Linked DNA regions of Mus musculus: region 2 is linked to region 1. The links are chromatin loops, found by intact Hi-C in ENCODE. Cell type or tissue: gastrocnemius. All regions are shown on one strand. Links, peaks and the distances in the headings refer to the core of each region. The heading gives the core; the rest is flanking DNA. Region 1 holds the start of Zfp90 (zinc finger protein 90). Region 2 overlaps Cdh1 (cadherin 1).

The links. Peaks named below come from ENCODE experiments on the same cell type or tissue, not always from the same donor. Only the 100,000 strongest peaks of a DNase experiment are listed, where the experiment ranks them.
Region 2: it touches region 1 in a loop (3-fold over the local background); 17 of 42 quality-filtered maps call a loop at or near these places.

The regions. Positions count from the first base shown.
Region 1 is chr8:106,406,773-106,418,335 of GRCm38, reverse strand. It overlaps Zfp90 (zinc finger protein 90), which reads right to left and starts at 3,009. Exons shown (of 4, transcript NM_011764.4): 1 at 2,566-3,009. The coding sequence starts at 2,598. In gastrocnemius, for the core only: a CTCF peak has its summit at 6,149 (motif pointing left); a DNase peak (open chromatin) is centred at 6,123; H3K4me3 peaks cover 250 bases.
Region 2 is chr8:106,640,818-106,652,380 of GRCm38, reverse strand. It overlaps Cdh1 (cadherin 1), which reads right to left. Exons shown (of 16, transcript NM_009864.3): 3 at 3,157-3,380. Among named protein-coding and RNA genes, the nearest start is that of Tango6, 36 kb to the left of the region's middle. In gastrocnemius, for the core only: a CTCF peak has its summit at 7,245 (motif pointing right); no DNase peak of the experiment used is centred there; H3K27ac peaks cover 486 bases.

The DNA.
Region 1 (11,563 bases), core at 4,985-7,484:
ACAGGCAGTTGTGAGCCACTCTGTGGGTTTTGGAAAATGGACCTGGGTCTTCTGCAAGAGCAGTCAGTACTCTCAACCTTTTCTCTTTCCTTTTCCTTTCCCTTTTCCCTTTTTCCCTCTTTTCCCTTTCCCTTTCCTTCCTTCCTTCCTTTCTTTCTTATATGTAAATACACTGTAGTGTCTTCAGACACCCCAGAAGAGGGCATCAGATTTTATTACGGATGGTTGTGAGCCACCACATGGTAGCTGGGATTTGAACTTAGGTCCTTCAGAAGAGCAGTCAGTGCTCTTAACTGCTGAGCCATCTCTCTAGCCCCATTTATAATTATTAAGACAGGTTCTCGTGTATCCCAGGCTGATCTCCAGCACACTATGTGGTCGAGGTTGAACCTCCGATCTTTCTGGTTCTACTTCCCAACAGCAGGATTACAGGCGCGCACCACAACATCTGGTGTCTGTGGCACTGGGAGGGAAGCCAGGGCTTGGCTCATGCTAGGTAAGCATTGTATCAGCTGAGGCCATCTCTAGCTCTACAATTTGATTTTTTTTTTCCCATTAGACAGAAGCACAGGGCATAGGATAGGAAGCAAAGTTTAAAGAGAAGGTGATTCAGTTGCCTGGAAAGAATAGCAGGAGGTAGAGGTCTAAAATAATCTAGAACATCATCATCATCATCATCACCACCATCACCATCATCATCACCTGTGTGGGTCTTTGCAAACAACACAACCAGGCAGCAACTTGCTGATCCACAAAAGGCAGAAGGCGGCAGTTCGGTTCCTGTCACATGGACTCCTTGCCTTATTAACTTGTCTCTCTTTTGCATCCTTTTGCTTTGCACATCCTCACCACAGTGCATGGCCTTCCCTCAGCTCTACAGAAAATACTCCTAGCCACTGTTCTAGACCTCGATCAATGTTCTTTCCCAAGGGTGACTTCTCTAGTTCTCCCCAGGCTGTGTGCAGTTCATGAAGGGATGTAAACCCAGGGTTCCCTGCACTCTAGGCAGCGACTCTACTGACTGCCCTACATTTTTGGACCCTATAAACTGACCTTAAAAGACACTGTTAGTATTTTTAACTAGATTGAACTTGATTATATGATATACATAGCAACTGACTGTGCTACATTTTTGGACTCTATAAACTGACCTTAAAAGATACTGTTAGTATTTTTATCTAGATTGAACTTGATTATATGATACCTGTAGCAACTACAACTTGTAGCTTACTGTTAAAAGTATTTTGTTATATTATGGGTCTCTCTGTGGGTATTGTGCAAACCCTTTTTCCCCTCACGAAAATAGCCTTATAAAGGCCCATATTATATTCCCCAAGCCTTCCCCTTTGCAACAATTAGCCAATCGTGTCAGATTATAGGATCAAGCTTCAATTAACGGGATGAGTTTCAGTCACCACCTCTGTGAGGGAGAAAAGACGGAAGTCACCCTGGCAAACTGTGGTTTTTAGCTCAGTTTTGGTTCAGTTGGACCATTTTTACAAGAGTTCAGAGCCCTGCTAGGCTTCTTTCAACTCTGTGCGATCCTTTCTTCCTCAATGCCTTGAGCTGAGATTTTTTTCCCCCGTTTCTAACAATTTTGTTCCTGTGAGAGCAGGTATCCAAGAAGCCAGAGCCATCAGGTCCCCTTTAACCTGTATTACAAGGTGGATGTGTACTTCCTGCCGTGAGTACTAGGAACGAAACTAATTCTGCAAGAGCAGCGTGTAAAAGCTTACAGTGTGTGCTCTTAACTGGAGCGCCATCTCTCCAGCCCATCCTTATCATTTTCCAGGAGGTGCTGGGAATTGAACCTAGGACCTCACACATACTAGGCAAGTGATCTACCACTGAGCTATAGTCCTAGTTCTTACCTTCAACTCCAAAGAGAGTTCAGATTATGTTCTCATCAAAGTAAAACGGACAGCCTCAGAGCTTATGTCCAGAAAATGCCCCTTTTGCTACAACTAAAAAGTGGGTTGATAAATCTGTCTCTTACTAATTAACCTGAAGCCGGGGCTATGGAGGGTGCGCACTATTATACATTTGTTAATGGGGAAAGAAAGAAAGGAAAATAAAACGAGTGGGGCGGGGGGGGGGGCAAGAAAAGCTGGAGCTTGTCTGACCAGGTTTGGCTGTAATGGTGGTCTCCGACTCAGCGCCCAACCTTCACCGGCCTCTTATTCTAATAGGTCTCTTCTGCCCCCCTACTATCTCTTTATGGCCTTTGGATGGGAAGCAGGGGGCTTTTCTATTTTGTCCCTCTATCCTCCATTCCTCACTGAAGAGTTCTAAGAAGTGCACACTGCAATAAAGTCTCAGTGCTGACACCCCCAGAACACTTCCTCTCACAAGATCGCACTTCCCTAGTCTCCTCTTTAACTCCATCCTTTCAGAAATCCTGCTCTGCCCAGGGCTGGGCACTTTGGGAGGGGTTTTCTCCAGAGGAGGAGACTCAAAGCGATCCAAACTAAGACTCTCTATACCTATACCAATAACTGTTCCATACAGACTCCGGGGGCCTCTCAGGGTGGGATGCTCCGGGCGGTGGGGGAAGGCTCGGCTCACCTGGGGCTTGGCCGTCGGAGGTCTCGGGGCCATTCCTGCCTCAGTGTGTGCTGGCTATGGTCCAGGGCTGAGGAGAGAGGACAGGATCCACTCACCGGGCTACCCCGAGGCCCCACCCCTTCAGCTCTGCAGCCACTTCGGCCGAAACGTGGGGAGGAGCCCCGCCTTCTCCTGCTGCTCTTCCCAAGGCCAAATGAAAGGCCCCACAGCTTCGGGACAGTTCCTCCGGCCACGCCCAGTCCGTCCGCAGGATGGTCGGCGAGGCCCGGAGGACAGCCTCCTACCCACTGCACTCGGAATCTGCCTCCGGGGCTTCGGAATCCGCGACCTCAGGTCCGCCCCTCTAGCGCCCGCTGCAGTTTCTTGTTCCCGGCAGTACTGCTCTGCAACAACAGGGTCGGACAATGGCCACAGCGGCGGGCGCAGAGCCACGAGTGCGACTGCGCACAATGATCCTCGCGCCTGCCCATCCACGGGTGCAGAAACTACGATTCCCAGCTATCCTCGCGTGCCCGCCCTGCAGAGGTCCTGCCTCCTAGTGGGGGGCTGCAGTAAGAGCACAAGAAGGCGGGCAGGTTAGGTTCAAAGTTTTTCTTTGGTATGTGTGTTTTCTGGAGCTGCTGGAAAGGTTCAAAGTTTTTGTCGTGTGTGTGTGTGTGTGTGTGTGTGTGTGTGTGTGTGTGTGTGTGTGTGTGTTGGAGCTTCTAGAAATTCTCACCGCTCCTTCTTTTCTTTTCTCCTTCTCCTCCACCTCCCATCCCGTTCCCTTTCCCTCCCCCCTCCCTCTTTCTCCCTCTGTGTAGCTCAGGATGTCCAGAAACTCACTCTGTAGACTCAATTCTCAATTCTCTTAGCACACAAGTGGCTAAGGATCGGGAGTTCAAGGTTATCCTAAACTGTGGTTCAAGACCAGCCTGGGCTACAAGAGACCTGGTCTTACAAGCCAAAATAAATAAACAATGCATGCACGAATGACTAAAGTGTATAATTCAATAGACTTTAGTACATAAAAAGAGTTGCACAACCATCGTTGTAGTCTCCTCTTTGAACATTTTAATTAGCCACAAAAGAAAAAAAATCATGTACATTAATAACCGTCCCCTCGTCCTAACCCACCTCCTCTCGATCCCGGGCAACCACTGACCTGTGCTGTCTTTGTGACAAATCTGTCTCTTCTGGGTATCTCATAAGATCAGGCAATATGAAGTTTTATGATTGGCTTCTTTCAGTTATTACAGTGGTTCTGAGTTCATTCACATCACAGGAGTCTCTATCCCATTCTTTTTTAATGCTGAATGAAAGATCTGATTGCCCGAGTGTACCACATTCATTCATCAGTTGGTAGCGTCTGCGTTGTTCACACTGTGAGATTTTATGCTTTTATCTTCAAAGCAACATTACAGAGGATATGTGTGTACACACGTTTATGGGGGTGCAGTTTCATTGATCTGGGGTAGATACAGAGAAGTTGAATTATAGAGATTTGGTAGCACCATGTTTAGCATTTGAAGGAACTGTGAATGTTTTCTAAAGAGGCTGTATCACTTCCATCTTTTTTTTTTTTAAACTAACAGCATATAGATTTCAACATTCCTACCCACACCTGTTACTATTTGTCTTTTTATCACAGTGTTCTGTGGATTTTTGCTGGGATGCGGGGGCGGAGAAAGTATAAATAACAACAAACCCCTTGGAAACTCTGCAAATACTTTCCACACTAGACAACAGTAGCAGACAGATACGCACAAAACAGAAGTTTAAGAGACCCTAGAAGGATTCCTAAGGCAGAACTTTCAGTAAGAAGCACAAAACACAGGCTAGGGTAAGGCTCGGCACCAGGCACTACAGCTCGTTCCCCAGCGCTGGCAGCCACACAGCTCACAGATGGGGGCCAGAGTATCTCCTAGGGACCCCAACACAAACAAACGTATGTATGTATGTATGTATGTATGTATGTATGTATGTATGTATGTAAAACGTATTTGCCCATACCTTTTATTCTTGCAGGGGGAGTGGTGGTGGGTGCAGAGACAGAACGATCTCTGTGACTGTGTCAGTGTGTGTGTGTGTCTGTGTGTGTTGGGGAGAGGGAAGTTGGACAACACTTGGGAGCTGGTTGTCTTTTTCCACCTTTCGACGTTTGAATTCAAGCCTTCAGGTTTTCTCTGCAAGTGCATTTACCCGTCCAGCCGTCTCTCTGGCCCTATGACGTTATTTGTACGCATTGTCTACAAGATTGGGGGGTGGGGGGCTTCAGTTTGTTCAAAGACCATTGTTTATAAAGCCTGAAGTTGCCATTGGAGAGGGACCAACTAGACCCTTCAGTAGGCAAGGAGCCGCATTCACAGCAGTAAGGCATGCAATGGAAAACCCAAGCTCAGAAGAATTTATTGACTCTCTAAATTGTCCCGCACAAGGGCTGGGGCTTGCCAGAGGTCGAGGTGTAATTAGTTCCGGTTTGCGGTTGGCTGTTCAGGTGGTTGTTTCGTGCAGGCAGTGAGAGCAGGGATAAGCTTGTGAGTAGCGACTCCCTGGATCAACAGGCACAGCGCATGATGCTCTTTTCTCATGGTCCAGGAGTGGACCTGCAAAGCCGGGACCCTTAGGATGCTCTTAGCCACGGGGTCCTCCAAGGGTAAGTGTGGCTCTCTGCCCTGGTCCCTGGGTAGCGGTTATTGTTTGGTGCCAAACACAAGAATTAAGAAGCTGATCAAGGAGTGTTTGTGTCCTCAGCAAGTTCAGAACTGTACATTCACAGAACTACCAGACGTCTAGCCTCTTAGAGCTGTCTCTCTGACAACGGCCTCCACATATGCTTCAGATTCCTGGGTTTTGAGATGGAAAAGACAGAACGTGCTGGGACACGGAGGAAGAGCCCCAGGTATCCGAGTAGTGCCCTCCCCCACTCCCACCTGGTGCCCTGGTGGGCAAGAGGCCACCCTTTTTTGCCTAAGAGGTGGATACTGGACTCAGTGTGACCTTGTTCAAGCTTGGGGGAGCCAAAGAAACCGGTTAATAACGCCAGATGCCTTACTCCGCACCCGCTGTAGGATAACAGGCAGGACCATTTGGCCCTCTCTTGCACACTGGATCAGCAGTGGGCTCAGCCTTCCAGCTGAGATAGCCTTTGTAACACAGGAGCATCCAACAAAATTAGTGAGAGGCGATGGATGGGCCCTTATTGAAAGTACCTGGGCTCAGTTACGAAAACCTGTGAACAGGGAACCTCAGTTCCTGACTGTTTTCCTGCCCTCACCAAGACACCAAATCAAGAGAATACTTCCTGAACGCTGCTTTGGGTCAGCATAACTTTAGCTTTCGTCGTCTGAGGCTGAATTGAGTTCACTCTAGGTTGCTGGGGTGCAAGGAAGCAAGTCCTCCCCACTCTTTCACTTCCTCCCCGTGGTTCAAACTAGCTTGAACTCATAATAACTCAGGCTGTGCTCAGGCGATACTGCTGCTTCAGCTTTGAGAGTGCCGGGATTACAGGAGCCACCACACCTTGCTCCAGTAAAACCAAACACCTCCTGTGCCTGGACCCTAAGGCGTTCTTCAGACCGCTGGCATCGATCGCCATCTGCTGGTCACTGTGGCACATTACTGTTCTAAAAATCTAACATACCGGGTACTTTGGCAAATTTATTCCTGCCAGAACCAGGCCTTGCGTTTTACATACATTATCTTAACTTGAATTTAAGAACCAATAGAATTGATTGGGGTTATAGTTCAGTGGTAGAACCCTCGCCGCACATGCATTATATCCTAGGTTCCATCCCTGTTTGTTTTTTTTGGGTGTGTGTGTGTGTGGATAAGATAGATATTCTAATCTGCATTGCACATGTAAGAAAATAGCTTCGGAGAATATAAGCAGTATATAAGAAACTTACCAAACCACTGAATGTCACATGTGGGATTCAAATGATCTTCTCCCTGTGCTGTAAACTCTTCCTTGTGACAGGTGAGTCTCTGGCCTGACTTCCTGCCTCCCCTTAGTAGATTTTCCCTAGAGAAGATTCTCATGTCCTTCTGCACCCCGCCCCCCATTTTCAGAGAAGTGCATGGCTAGGGCTGAGGTCAGTGTGCTTACTGACACAGTGCAGGCCACTGCCATGACGTTCCGCTGTCAAGACATTATTTCCGAAAGATTCAAGAATCAAGTTTTCATTTATTAACATTTTCAAGACCCAGTCTCTGAAAAAAAAAAAAAAAAGGCAATTAACGGGCCAGAATTCCATCTTGGAATGTGTACAAGTTCTTTGTTTAATCTTGAGCTTCACAAAGAAAAGGAATTTTTTGTTTTGTTTTGTTTTGTTTTTTCGAGACAGGGTTTCTCTGTATAGCTCTGGCTGTCCTGGAACTCACTTTGTAGACCAGGCTGGCCTCGAACTCAGAAATCTGCCTGCCTCTGCCAACCAAGTGTTGGGATTAAAGGCGTGCGGCACCATGCCCGGCTATATTTTTTTTTCTTAAAGGACACATTGTTAAACTAGGCCTTGTCCTCCCTCCCTCCCTGCCCTGCCTCCTCTCCTCTCCTCTCCTCTCCTCTCCTCTCCTCTCCTCTCCTCTCCTCTCCTCTCCTCTCCTCTCCTCTCCTCTTCTTGAGAACTATTGCTCTTTTCCAGAGTACTTTATCCATCTTTGGGAGAAGATCCCACAGACAGGATCCAGGAAGGCACCCAGAAGTGTGTGTGTGTGTGTGTGGAGGAGTGGGTGGAAGACACGGCATAGGAGAAGTGTAATCCACTCCAGCTTGAGCCAGGCAGAAAGACTTCTGGGGGAAGTGATTATCTGAGTTGCGTTTTGAAGGCTGAGGCTTAAGTTGGGCAGTGGGTGGATTGAAGGGGGTCATGTCTTTAGGCTCTTTCTTCCTGAGATGTTTCTCATTAGGGGTCTAATGGTCCTGAATCTCCTCCCTGGCCTTCCTCTCCTCTCGTCCCATCTCCTCTTCCTGGTTATCCCTTCCAGCCATGATTAAAACAAGCACCCCAGTATTGCACGTGGTACTGTCACCCTTGTCTCAAGCAAGCCCTTCTGTGTGGATTGCTCCCGGCTTAGTCGTCTGTCTGGTGAACTCATTCAATCCTCCAGCGTGACGTTCAAGCCCTTATGGTATCATCCCACAAGCCTTCCTTCAATCACAGGTCAGTCCCATGAACCAAGTGTTAGGTCTACATCGATACTTTCTGTTCAGGTATCTCTGTCTTTTCAGCTGTTTCGGATCTCTTGTAGACTGGCAGGGGACCAGCTAGTTTCACTCAATCAAAAATAAATGGTTGGCTGGCTGGCTGGCTGGCTGGATAGAAGCACAACTTAAAAAACAAGCAAACAAACACAACGAACAAGAAACCACCCCTCTTAACAAAGACGGCTCTCTCAGACTCCCAGTTCTGTTCCAGGACATGGGTCTGAAGGGATTTAGCCATTTGTTATTAAAGTGAATTAAAACTTACTTGAAATAACCGCAGACTCCCCCGCTCCCCTGAGCCTGCAATGGCCAGATTACATCTCCTCCAGGCACAGACGTTTGACATTTTGTTGCAAAGTCATTTTCCTCTCATTTCCTTATGTTGCTAGAATATTCTATGTCTCTTCACTTCCCCTCCATGTCCCCATTACTCACGTTAGTTAAATTTATCCACTGCCATTTAATCATCCGAGATAGACTTGCTGGTATGCATGTTCTCTGGGCACTGCTTTCTCTTCTCAGACCATCTGTCTTCTCCTGGGCCACAGTGAGAACAAAACCCAGACCCCACCCCTTTGGGGATAGAGATCCCCGGAGTCCTGCGTTCCTTCCACGGCTGGCTTTGACTTCAGGGTCCTCTTGTTTGCACCACACCTATGGCCCTTTCCTCTCTCCAGCCTCCTCTTCCACTTCCTGGAACTTGCTTGTTTTATTTTTAATTTTATTACATTTGTTTAGTTAGTTTGTGAGTGGGTGAGGGCACACACATGCCATACAGGTCAAGGGATAACTTGTGGCAATTGATTCTCCCCTTTTACCTTGTAGGTCTTGGGGATTGAGTTGAGGTCTCCAGGCTTGGCAGCAAGGACCTTTACCCATTGAGCCATCCGGCTTGCCTAGAACATGGGTTTTATTTTGCCTCCAGACCAAGCAGTTCTGGAACCCTTTAGTAACACAGACAAAGGGGCATCGTAATTCTTCTCTGAACAGGTTTAGTCAGGAAAAGGGACAAAATAAGCAGCTGGATAGTGGAAGTGGGGGTTGTGGGGTGCCTGCTTCAGATACAGGTGTCCTTATCTGGCCAGGACACCTTCCCTCTCATATAAGGACAGAGACCCTCACTCTCCCCAGAGACATTTGGAAAAGAACAGAAATCCACATCTTCAGGAAAAGAATGGTGTGGAACTATCTTGTAGGATCAGTCTCTGCGCGTACACACACACATACACACACGAACAGAAACCCTGGCAGGAGTAAAAGCCAGCAGCAGAAAGAAGCTGAGGGCATAGCTGTGCTAGGGTAAAGAAGAGAGCTATAAAAGGACTTTATGCCTCACATAGAATCAAAGGGCAAGGAAAAAGCGGCCCTGGGAGCGTTCTTTTTTATTTTGCTGATAGCATCTTATGTATCCCAGGCTGGTCTCAAATTCATTGCATGGCAGAGGATGGCTTTGAACTTCTAATCCTCCTGAGTGCTGGGGATAGGAATTCACCTCCACAGGTAGCGTGTGTGTGATGCTGGGAAGAGAGCACGGGGCTTTGTGAACACTAGACAAGCTCTCTGCTCACTGAGGTACACCTCTAGCCACCATGGGGTAGATTTCGAGGACAAAGAGGGTGGCTCAGCAGTTAAGTCCATTGGCTGTTCTTACAGAAGACCCAGGTTCGATTCCCATCATGGAGGCTCACAACCAGTCCCAGCGGAGCCTATGGAATCTAATGCCCTTTTAAGGGCCTCAGAAGCAGCAGGTACACACATAACATATAGATGTACATGCAGGCAAAACACTCACATAAAACATTTTAAAAAAACAACAAAGGGGGCACAGATAAAGTACTTAATAGTTATGTTTAATGAGTCATATTTATAGACCTTCATACATATGATCATATTTAATTTTTTTCTCTATGTAGCCCTGGCTGGCTTGGAACTCTCTGTGTAGATCTCTATGTAGTTCTGTCTCAAATTCAGAGAGATTTACCTGCCTCTGCCTCCTGAGTGCTGGGATTAAAGGTGTGTGACTCTATTCCAGCTTTAAAATTTTATTTAATAAAATAAACTTTATTCTTGTGTTCATTTCAAGAATATTTTTTTTTCAGAACAAAATCAAATCTCCAGTCTCCATGTGTCTATGTTTTATTTGTGCTTCCATTGGGTCTTGGTTGGAGGAGACATTACTTACTGTTTATAATATACTTCTTATCTCCTTTACTTCCTACAAGTGTTCCGTGTCTGAGGATCAGAAATCAAGGATGGGGTTCAAGGATACAAAAAGATACTGGCATAATCAAGATTCATGGGGAAACTGTTCTAGGCTGAGGGTTCAGCTATCTGGGAGAGTGACCAGTGAGGCAGGGTACATAAGGTTTTCAGCCACCATCCCTCAAATCTCCATTACTGTGCACATTTTAAAATTTTTATATTTTAATTATTTACTTATCTGTTGTGTTGCTGAAGACAAAGCTCAGGGCTCTATACACGCTAGGTGGGTGTTCTCCCAGGGAGCTTCCATAGCTTTTAATTTGCTGAGAACAGCATCACACCATGAAACCCAGGCTAGCCTTGAATGTCCTGTGTAGCCTAGGTTGGCCTGGAATTCAAGATCCTCCTGCCTCAGACATCTAGGTGTCAGAATGACAGGAAAGAACCACCATGCCTGGCTCTACTACCCTCTCACTTCTAACTATGGCGGAACATAGACCAAGAAGCAACTAAAGGGAGAAATGGCTTATTTTGACAGCGTGAAGTTCAAGAATTGAATCCGGAGAGCTCTGTCTGTCTTGCTTTGCTGGTGGGGACTTAATAAAATAAACTTTATTCTTGTGTTTATTTCAAGAATATTCTTTTTCTTTTTCAGAACAAAATCAAATCTCCAGTCTCCATGTGTCTGTGTTTTCTTTGTGCTTCCATTGGGTCTTGGTTGGAGGAGACATTATTTACTGTTTATAATACACTTCTTATCTTCTTTACTTCCTACAAGTGTTCTGTGTCTGAGGATCAGAAATCAAGGCCGGGTTCAAGGGTACGTAAAGATACTGGCATAATCAAGATTCATTGGGAAACTTCATTAGGAACGCCCACCTAGCGTGTACAGAGCCCTCAGCTTTGTCTTCAGCACACAACAGATAAGTAAATAATTAAAAAATAAAAATTTTAAAAATGGGCACAGTAAGTGTCTGGCAAGAGGGATGCATACAAGGCTCAGAGCCACCATCAAGGAGAGTACCTTCTAAGACAGTGCCACCAACAGGGGACCAAGTATTCAAGTGCTGGGGCCTATGAGGGGACACCCCACATTCAATCCAGAACACTTTCCCAGGAGGCTCTGGGTGCAGCCTCTCAACAATGGTCCATGTGCCTGAGCAGACTTTGACTAGACTGTATGATTCACCCTGTCCCCTTGAGTCTCTTTCTCTCTCTTGGAAGGGGCCAAGAGTAGGGGTCTCCTTAGTTGATGGAGGTTGGTGAACTGATCGTGTTAAATGTCTGAGCAGCTCAGTGAACTAGAGCCCCTGATGGAGAGAAAAAAAAGGCAAGCCTCCACCTGCAGAGCCCGGAGACAAGCGAACTATTCCAGGTTCAAAGACACTGCCAGTGGCTAGACAGTTCCCAGGAGCCTGACAGGGCTTTCTTAGCCAGCTTTCTCCCAGAGATTCCCTCGGGTGCTTGCCGTTACATCCACCCTCCACAGACTCTGCTGTTGAGCGTTCTGTTTGTGCCGTAGCACATCCCCGATCAAGGCAGTCTAAAACAATGGATGTTGTGTAGATTCTATATTCCCCAGATTCTTTAAAAAATAGTCTATTTGTGAAT
Region 2 (11,563 bases), core at 5,773-8,272, 230 kb before region 1:
ATATCTGTAAGGGTTGCATTTGTTCTAACAGAAGCAGCTGGGCTAGGAAACAAAAATTACCTGGAGACTTGCATTGAACAGTTCTCATGTGCAATAAAGATAACTTCCTGCACACTCAGGGAAACAGGAAAGCCTAAGATGAAAGGCGACACCTCCTGGATTGGTTTAGAATGATTCCTGGTAACAAAGTTTCTACAAGATCTCATCCTTACCCTCCACAGGAAGACACTACATCAACAGAGACCACAGCCTGCCAAGTTCTAGCCAGGCCCTCTTTCCTGTCTGTCTGTTGTTTGGTTGGAACATTTTTAGAAACAATCTCATGAAGCCCAGTCTGGCTTCAAATTATGCGGGCCATCGGTGATCTTGAACTTCAGGTCCTCCTGCCTCCACTCAACAAAGGATGGATGATGGGTGCATTTATGTGATAGTAGGGTATAGAAACCAGGGCCTCATGTACTCTAAATCAGAACTCATCAACTGAGCTACATTTTCAGCCCTTCTGGATTGGTCCCCCCTGCCCCCAAGAATCAAAACAGGAAAGACCGACAGACATAAAATGTGACCAAGTATTCTAGAACTCAGTCTCACATACCTGTCACACACACACAGTCTTACCATCCCTGCATCTGTTACCCACAGAAAAAAGCCAGCATGGGCTAAAGGCTGGCTCTGGGACTGGCTACCTGGCTACCAGAATAGCTCCCCCTCGGTCTCCAGAGGATCACATACCTTCTGTGAGAACTGTCCCAATATCTAAAGTGGGGATTTGTTTTGTTTTGTTGAGATAGGGCTTCACAGCATAATCCTGGCTGGCCTGAAACTTACTATGTAAACCAGCACTCGGGAGGCAGAGACAAGCAGATTTCTGAGTTCAGTGACAGCCTGGTCTAAACTGTGAGTTCCAGGCCAGCCAGGGCTACATATGAGAAATCCTGTCTTGAAAAACAAAAACCAACGAAACAAACAGAAGAGGTGTGCACCACCACACCTGGCTTGGGGGTTTCCAAAATGCAGACTTGAATCAAATCATGATATGGCAGAAATGGAGAATGAAGTCAGCGGAGGGGAGGATGAGGGTGAGGGGACCAGGGCAAAGACAACCTCCAAACTGTTGTTGGTCTTAGAAAGCTCCCACAGTCAACTGCCTGGTGGGGACTTACTGTGCTGAACATGCATGCATGCTTGACTGCCAGCAAGCTGGGGCTTGGGTCTCAGGAAGCCATGACTAACATAACAGAACTAAGTTCTTCACTTCTCTAATTCCGGAGAGGAAAACTACATCCGGGATTATTAAATCTCAGGAGTCTCAAGTGTCTTCAGAGAACAGAACAGAAATCAACTTTAAAGGCTTTGGCACAATCCACACCCCGGGAGCAGAAATCAAAGCGTGTCTAGAATGTCCCCTAGAGAGACACCATAGGAAGTGCCCAGAGACCATTCTCAAAATGGACAGAAGCATTTATGTGGCTTTTGGTGACATCCTCCAGGGACATTCCCAAGCAGAGTCTAGACCACACACAAGCTGTGTATCTGCCTCTTCACTGTACGGGTTTTCGGGACTGCGCAGGACCTAAGAGCAGCACTGCAAACATCAGGAGAAGGATCTTACATAACGACAGTGCAAAGAAGACTTAAAACAAACAAGCAATCTGTTTATCATCTCTGTGTATGTTTGCATGAATTGAAGGCACCATTCATGTGTAAGCACTGCAGAGGCCCGAAAGGGAGCCTGTGTCTCCTACAGCTGAGTCCTGGCTGTTCTATGGTACCTAATGGAGGTTTGGGGAGCCAAACCTACAGCTGTCTCTTCAGCTCTAAAAAGGGACAAAGACTTACTGGTCTTCCTTCCCCCTCCTTGCTAAATAAGACACTCATTCTCTCTCCAGGAAGGCAAGGCCAACAGAGAGTATTTGATAAGACTCTAACCTTCCACTCAGCCCTCCCTCCATAGCTTAGGTTCACATAGGTAGTCAACCAAGAGCAGATAGAAATGATTTCTTTTCAAAGCCAAATATGGTAGTACATGCCTGTAATCCCAAACTTTGGAGGATTGGGAGTTCAAGGTCATCCTGGGCTATAGATCAAGTTTGGGGACAATCTTGGCTACACAAAACCATCCTTTAAATAAAACAAAAAGGGGGACAGAAAGGATTCTACAAGATTTTTTTTAAGGTATCTAGAGTAGGGGGTGTAGCTCAGTTGGCAGAGTACTAAGTCTAGCATGCATGAACCCATGTATTTAATCCCTAGAGCCCCACAAACCCAGGTGTGATGGCACAAGCTTACAACCCTATCACTCCGGAAATGAAAAATTAGAAGTTATCTTCTGCAGTACAGTGAGCTGGGCACCATCGTGGCTATAAGAAATCCTGTCCAAAAAAGAGAAAAACGAGGAAGAACCAACCCTGTATGAAACCTATTAGTACACACCCACAGTCCCAGATCAAGAGTCTATGAGTTTGAAGCCAACCTGGGCTCAAACCAAAATAACTATGAGAACAACTCTGTCCGCGCAGAACATATGCAGACTTACTAATAAGGGTGCAACAGTGACTGTCGCATAGAGTCATGAGTTGAGCATTATCTTATGTAGAGGTGCATTCGCAGCAGGACATGCTGGCTATAGGCAAATATCCTCACCCCTATTGAGCATTTAGGTTTTCATATTCATAAAGGAAGAAGATGGTCCTTGTGGATACCAAGTGTATGTACATGATCTCGGTGTCTCCTGTGTGTAAATTCACTCAGTCTGCACAGGGGAAACGACCCCTCTGGTGTCACTGGGGTTGTTGTCAGAGAGAAAGCAACTGTGGGCTAACAATCCAGGCAGGGCCAGTATCTTCCTCATCACCCCATACTACCAGAGCCACAGAACCCAACAGCAAACCCCAAGCCCAATAGGAATGGATTCAGTCAGAACGAAAGACTGTCCTCAATGGGGGGTATTTTTGCCACTCCCACCCTAAGAGTCATGAGTTTATGGAGGTTCTTCTGCAGGTATTCCAGGCATCAGGGATGCCACGTAGCATCCTAGAGTCTTCCCATAAAATTATCTCGCCCAACAAGTCCCCAGTGCTAAGACTAGAGGCCCCCCAGATTAGACAGCTCCCTGAAAAATATACACATATCTAAGAAATACCCCCAAGTACGTACGCGGTGGTGGTGCCGGTGATGGTGGTGCCCCATGGACTTCAGCGTCACTTTGGTAGACAGCTCCCTATGACTGGAGTCCCGGGCGCGGACGAGGAAACTGGTCTCCAGCTTGTGGAGCTTTAGATGCCGCTTCACTGTGATGGTGCCGTCTGTCGCCACTTTGAATCGGGAGTCTTCCGAAAAGAAGGCTGTCCTTGGCCGGCCAGTGCATCCTTCAAATCTCACTACAGGATGGAGATCACAGAGATTAGGAAAGTGGACAGATCACAGACAGGACATTTCTTCTCCAGAAAGGGAACCTGATTCATCTAGCACATCATACAAAATATACACTAACTCAACAAACTGGCAATGAACAACCCTACCCGGAGAGCCTTGGCCTCATCGTTAAATTCTTCCCAAATACAGGGCAACTGACATTTGGAGTCTGGGTGGTTTTTTGTTTGTTTGATTGGTTGGCTGGTTTTCTTCACTTAGTCGTCAATGAGTATCTTGTCTATAAAGCAAATCTTTCATTTTCAGAGTGAAAGCAAAAGAGATACTTAATATGAAACCAGACCGGGAAATGTCTCATCGGGTCAGAGTGCTTGCAGCGCGGCATGGTGACCAAAGTTCGGACCCCTGAACTCAGGTAGAGCAAGATGTGGTAATGTGCCTCTATAAGCCTGGCGCTCCTGCAGCAAGATGGGAGATTCACCCAGAAGCTCATGGGCCAGCTAGCTCAGTGTATGCAGCCAAGTCTGCAGAGACAAGAGACCCTGCCTCAAAGCAAGACGGAACAGAAGAGTCCCAAAGTTGGCCTCTGACCTTTATACCCCTCCATGGCACATCTGTACCTGCACTTATGCAAACATCAGACCCACCCACACACATACACCACACACAAACAAAACAGGTATGGGGGCAAGGAACACTGGTTACATTTCCAGAGGTAAGCAAATCTGAGGCTGTAGGAAACCCTGCCTTATAAACCCAAGGCACCTAGATGGCTCAGCAGGCAAGCATGCTTACAGCCAATCCTGAGTTCCACTCCTGGAACCCCACAGTGAAAGAACTCACTCAAATGATAAGAGAACTAACTGTGTATAGGGGGGTTGGGAAGTGGGGTTTCAAGACTGGGCTCTGTGTAGCCCTGACCATCCTGGAACTCACTCTATAGACCAGACTGGCCTTGAACTCAGAGATCCTCCTGCCTCTGCCTCTGCCTCAAGTGCTAGGATTAAAGGTGTGTACTAGCACTACCCAGCTAAGAGAACTGACTTGTGAGCTATCCTCAGACTTCCTCAGGCATACCATATGGGACGTTCTGTGCTCATGGGCATAAGGGGTGTGTGTGTGTGTGTGTGTGTGTGTGTGTATGTATGTGTGTGTGTATACACAAAGAGAAGTGTAATAGAAAAAAATCTCAGAGGGCACATTTGAATGAATTCACAACAAATCTCAGAAGTTAGCTTACTTTCCAAACTTTCAAACAATTGCCCATCACTCCCCACAACGGAACTTCTACTTTGCCTAAGCATTCTCTTATGAAAATCCCTACTCCCCTGCCTCTTACATTCAGGTGGACGGAACACTTTCTGCCCCAGGAGGAGATGCCTGTGCTACAGTGCTCATTTCTTCCACCAGGGGTCACCCTTGTAAACATCTCAGAAGCCAAAAGCCCCTGTACTTGACAGAGAAAATAGATATGAATGTTGTTTCAGTGAGCAAGAAGAGGGAGGGTGCAGGCACCACCAGTCTGACTGGCAAAAATACACACTTTGGAGCAAAAGGCAAATGAGAGATAACAGTCACAGGAGGATCTGTCTAAACTTGAAGCAACTATCCTTTCTTATGGGAAGAATGGATATGTAGGAAAAGAGAGAGAGACTGAGTCTGTCTGTCTGTCTGTGCAGTCGATGCTATCCACCTTGTTTTGTAAGACTAGAGTCTCTCATTGGCCTGGAACTCAACAAGTAAGACAGGCTGGCTAGCCAGCAAGCACCAGGACTCCATCTGGTATCTGCCCGTGCATACTGAGATTACAAGTCCTACACTGAGAGTGGCAGACTTTCTTCAGGGCATAGCAAGCACCTTACAGGCTCAGCCGTCTCCCCTAGTTCCCAGTTAGCACTTTTAAAGTCCAGATTAGGAACATTTAAAGGTGCTCTTAAAGAAACCCTCTCAACCTGCAGCACAGGTACTGGGGTGAGGGGGAGGGGCATCTGAGTCATCTTTGGGGGCCTGTCACATAAGCAGGGAACAGGAGCTGGCCTTGATTCCTTTCTCCAGCCCGCACAAATCTAGCCAGTGAAAAACCAACAGGAACATGACTGGACCTGCCAAGGGTGGTAGCAAAAGAGAGCTGAGAGGCTTGGTAAATAACCTGGTGCGAGGCAATTAACCTGCTCAAGGCACCTCTTAATGGCGACTCGGCCTCACCCTTGGAGAAGTGACACCTTGTAAGTATGACAAGAGAGGCCCGACCTGAATTTCCAGGTGCTGGTTAAGGCTCATTATCTTTCTGTAAAACCAGATCCTCTGGGCTGAGAAATAAGGGAAAGTTGGAGGGGCTTGCTGGCTCCAGGAAGGTTCTAGAAGTTGTCTTCCACCGGGCTCAGCTATGCAGAACTCTGAGAACACCAAGATCAGCCCAAGGAGCTGGGTGTGCATTGATGTTTCCCCAGGGGAAGGTACTGAATAAAGAAAGCTGCCAAGGGACTAAGTCAACCTCACCCAGTGGGACACCTTTCCTTAACCAGCTGTGCTATGCACTGGTCCCCATGGGAATTAAGACCCCTGAGCATCTGTCTCTTAATTGGAAAACCTACCACAGTAGTCACCACCATCACCATTATTACCAGGAAACTCCACAACCTCAAACTGGGTGTGGTAGTGCACACCTGCAATCCCATGATTGGAAAGTCTGAACTAATACTTTCAATTACTCTTGTCAACTACTTTGGCCACATTTTAAATATTTGCAGAACACTATCGTTCCAGGCTCCATTTTAAGCACTTTACAAACATTAAACCGTTCAAACCCAGAACTTTATACAGTTGATATATGCTTTGCTTTCTATATCTTGCTTTTTCAGACTGGGTCTCTTCTCTGTACGTAGCCCTGGCTGTCCTGGAACTCACTCTGTAGACCAGGCTAGTCTCGAACTCACAGAGATCTGCCTGCCTCTGCCTTCTGAGTGCTGGGATTAAAGGCGTGCGCCACCACGCCTCTGGCACATCCTCTTTTTACAGATGCGGAAATCGGCAAGGCTGGGATTTAGACGAAGGCAATCTGAGATCTCTTGCTCCTTGATTGCATTCCTTGCCTCTCTATAGAGGGTCCTTGCTCTGGTGGTGGTCTTTGCCTTGTATTTCCTTAGGCTTTTATTTTTGTATGTATGGGTCTGTCTCTCTCTCTCTCTCTCTCTCTCTCTGTGTGTGTGTGTGTGTGTGTGTGTGTGTGTAGGTCAGATGATGACAACTTGCAGGCATCAAGTCTCTCCTTCCATGTAGGTCCCTGGGATCAAACTCAGGCTGCCAGGCTGGGCGGCAAGCATTTTTACCCACTTAATTCTTTTCATCCTCTAGCCCCTTACTATATATGTGCACAGGGGTGTATGTGGCAGGGGATATATGGGGGTCAGAGGACAACCTCATGGGGTTAGCTTTATGCTCCTGCTGTTACATATATCCCATGGACTGATATGCCACTGAGCTACTGGGGAGGGGTGGTGCAACTTCTCCCTGCCCCCATCCCAGCCTTGCTGAGGCCCCTTCAGCATGGGCTTTCTTTTCCTGAAATTATACACTGCTGAGTTCAGAGCTTAATTGGTTCACCCCTAAATGAGGGCTCTTCACTGCTATTCAAGACTGTCCCTGCCCCACCCCAATTGTTGGCAATGCAATCGAAAACTTTGCATACACAGACTAGCCCGTGCTAGTACCTCTATCATGGGCATGAATGATAACTGGAGAAAACTGATAGAAGAGGGGTTGAGGTGGGCTTTTTTCCCCCTAAATACAGCTCTGTAGTAAAGCATTTGCCTATAACACGTGTAAAGTTTTGAGTTAAATTACCAATAGGGGGCAGGGGAGGGCTGGTCTCAATCCTAGCACTTGAAAGTGGAAAGAGGACCAGAAATTCAAGGTCATCCTGGGCTACATAGCAGATTAGATAGAGGCCAGCCCAAGAAACATCAGACTGCCTCAAACTACCCACCCAAGAAGGGTGTGTGTGTGTGTGACATTATTGTTTCTTTGTTGATTACAATTAAAATAAATTCTTTAAATGACAAAAAACCAAGAATGTCTTTTTAGTATGCCTAAGTTTTATATTCATTGTAAGCACCCCATCTTTTAGCAGGCTTGGCAGAAGTAGTAGCTAACAGCAGAAAACCCTGGGGACATAATTCAATACAAATAAAAGGCAGGGTTGGTGAAAGCCTCTGGTCACGTGGGTGGGCGGGCGGGCGGGCAAGCGCGAGCCTTCGCTACATTCTTTTCCAGTAATTGCCATCGAGCCAAGGCCAGCCTCACTTGAAGGATCCCATTTCTTCTTCCACTAGGGTGGCCATCTCTGGAATGTGAGTGGGTAGAGACAAGGAATCTCAGAAGCCTCTGAACATCACAGAAAATGCTGGGGCTCGAGGACAGGGTCCTGTCACCAAGGGCAGCTAACCATGGTTGATCGCTTTAGCAACTAATAGGTGATCCAGTCTCTGGGAAACTGTTTGAAAATAGAACCCTGCTCATACCATGCACAAGGCAGGACATGAAGAACAGGTGTTTTTGTTTTGTTTTGTTTCTTTTTTTAGACTGCCTCCTTTGTTCAAACCTCTTCTCTGAGTATCCTTGACGAGAGAGGTTCCACAGACAACTCTGAGACCTCCGTTCAGCTATACTTAAAGGACCATTTATTTATACACAGGTGGTTGGCTCAAGGTAACAAAGGTATGATCAGAGTTTTCCTTCTGAGCTCCAGGGTTACAGAGCTACACTGCTACTGTGTATCCCAAAAATACCTCTGTATTTTCTGACTCAAACTCTGAAGACCAGAAGACAAAAAGTTTTACCCTGGGCTGGAGAGATGGCTTAGCGGTTAAGAGCAGTGATTGCTCTTCCGGGGGTCCTGAGTTCAAATCCCAGCAACCACATGGTGGCTCACAACCATCTGTAATGGGACCCAATACCCTCTTCTGGTGTGTCTGAAGATAGCTACAGTGTACTTCCATATAATAAATAAATAAATCTTAAAAAAAAAAAAGTTTCACCTGAAGGATGAGGGGACAGGAGTAGACAGTCTCTTGTTTTGTGGTTCAGTATTCCTTTCTAAAGTCTTCACAGATGTCACCACCCAGAAAACCTCCCCCCAGGTCATTTTCTTAGATGACATTGGGCAATGCAATGCCGGAACTCCCTCCTTTGATGTAAAATATTAACATGTCTCATGTATGAGGTTGATGATACCTTTGATAGGTGTCCACAAAACTAGAAAGGACTACAAGCTTGTGAAACAACCACTCCCGCAGGAGATGTCACCATAGCTTTAGAAACAGGGCATGGTGGGGGTGGGTGGGTATGGGGGACTTTTGGTATAGCATTGGAAATGTAAATGAGCTAAATACCTAATAAAAAATGGAAAAAAAAAAAAAGAAAGAAAGAAACAGGGCATGGACAAGCTACCCTTTGTTGCCAAGGACACATGGGTTCACTCAGATAGGTCGCTATTTGTGTCCATCTCTTGAAAGCTGAAGACAAGAACTATAATGTTCTGTTTATTAGGTACAGAAGCCCTGGGTTGGATACACCTAGTCAGGCGTATACAGTAGGAGGCATTTAGCAACTCTTGTTCACAAATGAAATAGCAGAAACACAGATAGGTAAAGGATGTGGCCCAGCCACATGGCTAGGAACAGACAAGAGGCTGTGGTCTCTGTCTACACTGTGGCGAGTCGCCTAGGTTACCTGGCTATTAAGTGAAGATTAACAGGAAGTAGCTACAGCTACCAGCAAAAGATCATTCCGTAGACAAGGGCCTCAGAACCACAAGGATACTAACAGAAGAGGTTTGAACAAAGGAAGAAGTCTAAAGCCAGACTCAAGAACCTCCCTCCTACAAAGCATGCCTTTAGTCCCATCACTTGGGAGGCAGAGGCAGGCAAATTTCTGGGTTCAAGACCAGCTTGATCTTATACAGAGTTCCAGAGTTCTACACAGAGACACCTTGTCTTGAAGAACCAAAAGGAAAAAGAAAGAAAGAAAAAAACAAACAAAACCTCCACATTATGTCACCACTTGTCATAAACTGAAATAAGCTGTATTTCCCCTAATAGGTCACCCATCCCCACTCCTGCAAGGACCAGGAGCTCGAAAGGTCATACTACACAAGCAAACCCCCAGCCTGTGTTCCTAATGCCATAGATATGTGCGCCTGTGTTGAAAGGAGACTCTGGGGTGGGGGGGGGATTCCAAGGACAGGAAACTTATTTGCATTAAAGTTACCAGATTTTCTCCCAACTTCTCTTAAATGTCCTGGTCCAAAACAAAGTCACTAACTTCACTAATTCAGACCAGGAGGCCAGGTGTGGTGGCATACCCCTTTAATTCCAACACTCGGAGGCAGGAGGATCAAGAGGCTACAGAGCAAGTTGGAGCCTAGAGTGGACTCCTAGTGAGACTCTGTCTCAAAAAACAACATCAACAAAAACATCTCAAAGGAGGCCAGGGATAACACCCAGAGGAGTGCAGCAAGGAGAGCCCAGCAAAGGCACAGAAGGGAGAGAATTCACTCAGGCTCATTTAACCCTGACTTCTGAGAGTAAACAGGACAAAGGACACTCCATCATCACCCAGGACTGCCCCCCCACCCCCAGATGTAAGGTCATTCATGCTGACTGTAGACATTGGGGCAGTGATTATCTGCCCAGGTTCTACCTCGCCATGTGTTCCAAGCTCCATGGTAACTCCAGTGAGCCAACTACAATCAACAGGGTAAAACCTGCCATCAGCCTCAGACATGAGACGTGTTAATAGTCTTGCAGCTTGGTGAATGTGGTTAAACACATTCAAGGGTTCAGGCCCCAGTCTTGCCTCTCTTTTACACCACAGCTCACCTCTGCCAAGGGGCACTTCCCCCACTCACCCCCTCAAGAATGTAAGGATTCTTTCTCAAAAAATATGTGGGTTTCTTTCCTCCCAAGAGTTGTGACCCAAGGCAGCTGGGGTAACAAACACATATCAGACAGAGAAGGTAACAGGGACCAAGGTGGGTGGGACTGATTTAATCAAGGATAGCAGGGAAGGCTGGACTTCCAGAGACATGCTCAAGCCACAAGGCACAGGGTAGTGCAGAAGACCCACCCAAGCTCCTTGTGCCTGTCACAGCCTGGGTGCTGCACAGAAGAGCCAGGTGAGAACACAGCAGATGTGACCACAGTACTGGAATTGAAGTTACGGTAGCTGGTAGGTATTGAAGTCTACATAGGCTTGCAACCAGCAATGGCCCCTGTTCCTTCAGTTCAGAAGAGCTAAGATCTCCTCCATCTAAAGAGCCAAGATCGCCTCCATCTACTTGTCCTTCATGTCAAGACCAAGGAAAAGAAACAGCAGCTTGAAGTCATTTTCCTCTCCAGGCCCCTCTTAGACAGTCCAGTGTCCACAACCCAGGTTTCAATGTTCCTGGAGGCACTGTCCGGTGAGGAGGCAATTCTTTTAAGAGAAACTGAAATCCGGTGCAAGAAGATGGGGAATTTGTCCCTACCTGCTGTAATAGGGATAGGGTGGGGCCAGAAATGGGCCTGAAGAGCTGGCTCAGTTTTTAAGAGCACTTAACTTCTCTTCTGAAGATGTGGTTCAAATCCCAGCACCCTCCCCAGGTACCTCACATCTGCCTGTAATTCTAGTTTCAGGGGATCTGATATCCTCTCTTCTGGCCCAGCTGACACCAGCAGACAAAGGGAGACACATACAGGTTTAAAAAAAAAGAAAGAAAGAAAAAAAAAAAAAACCTTTGGCTTTCATGCCAAGTCAGGGCTGTGGTGTCCTGGCTTTTAGCTGCAAGCAGACAATACCACCGCACCCTACTGCCTAAATACAGGGGTGCTCTCTGGCACTGCCACTGGCTACAGCCCACGGAGCATTCCTGTGGCTGTTTGGGCGACTCCACGACTTGTTTGCTTATTGATTAGGAAGGAGGCTGCTTCTCTACTTTTCCCTTCTGTGGATTTTCCCAAGCCCAGAGAGAATCCTGTTCTAAATTCCATACAGCTGAGTCCCCCACCCTCAACCCCTGCCACCCCCCGACAAAAGGCAGGCAGGCAGGCCTGAGTGCCGCTGAGCCAGGCCCTCCTAGCCCTCTCTAGTCCTTAATGTAGCCTTATGAGCTCTCAGGCCTCCAGTCCCACTCGGGGACTAAAGCATGTTGACC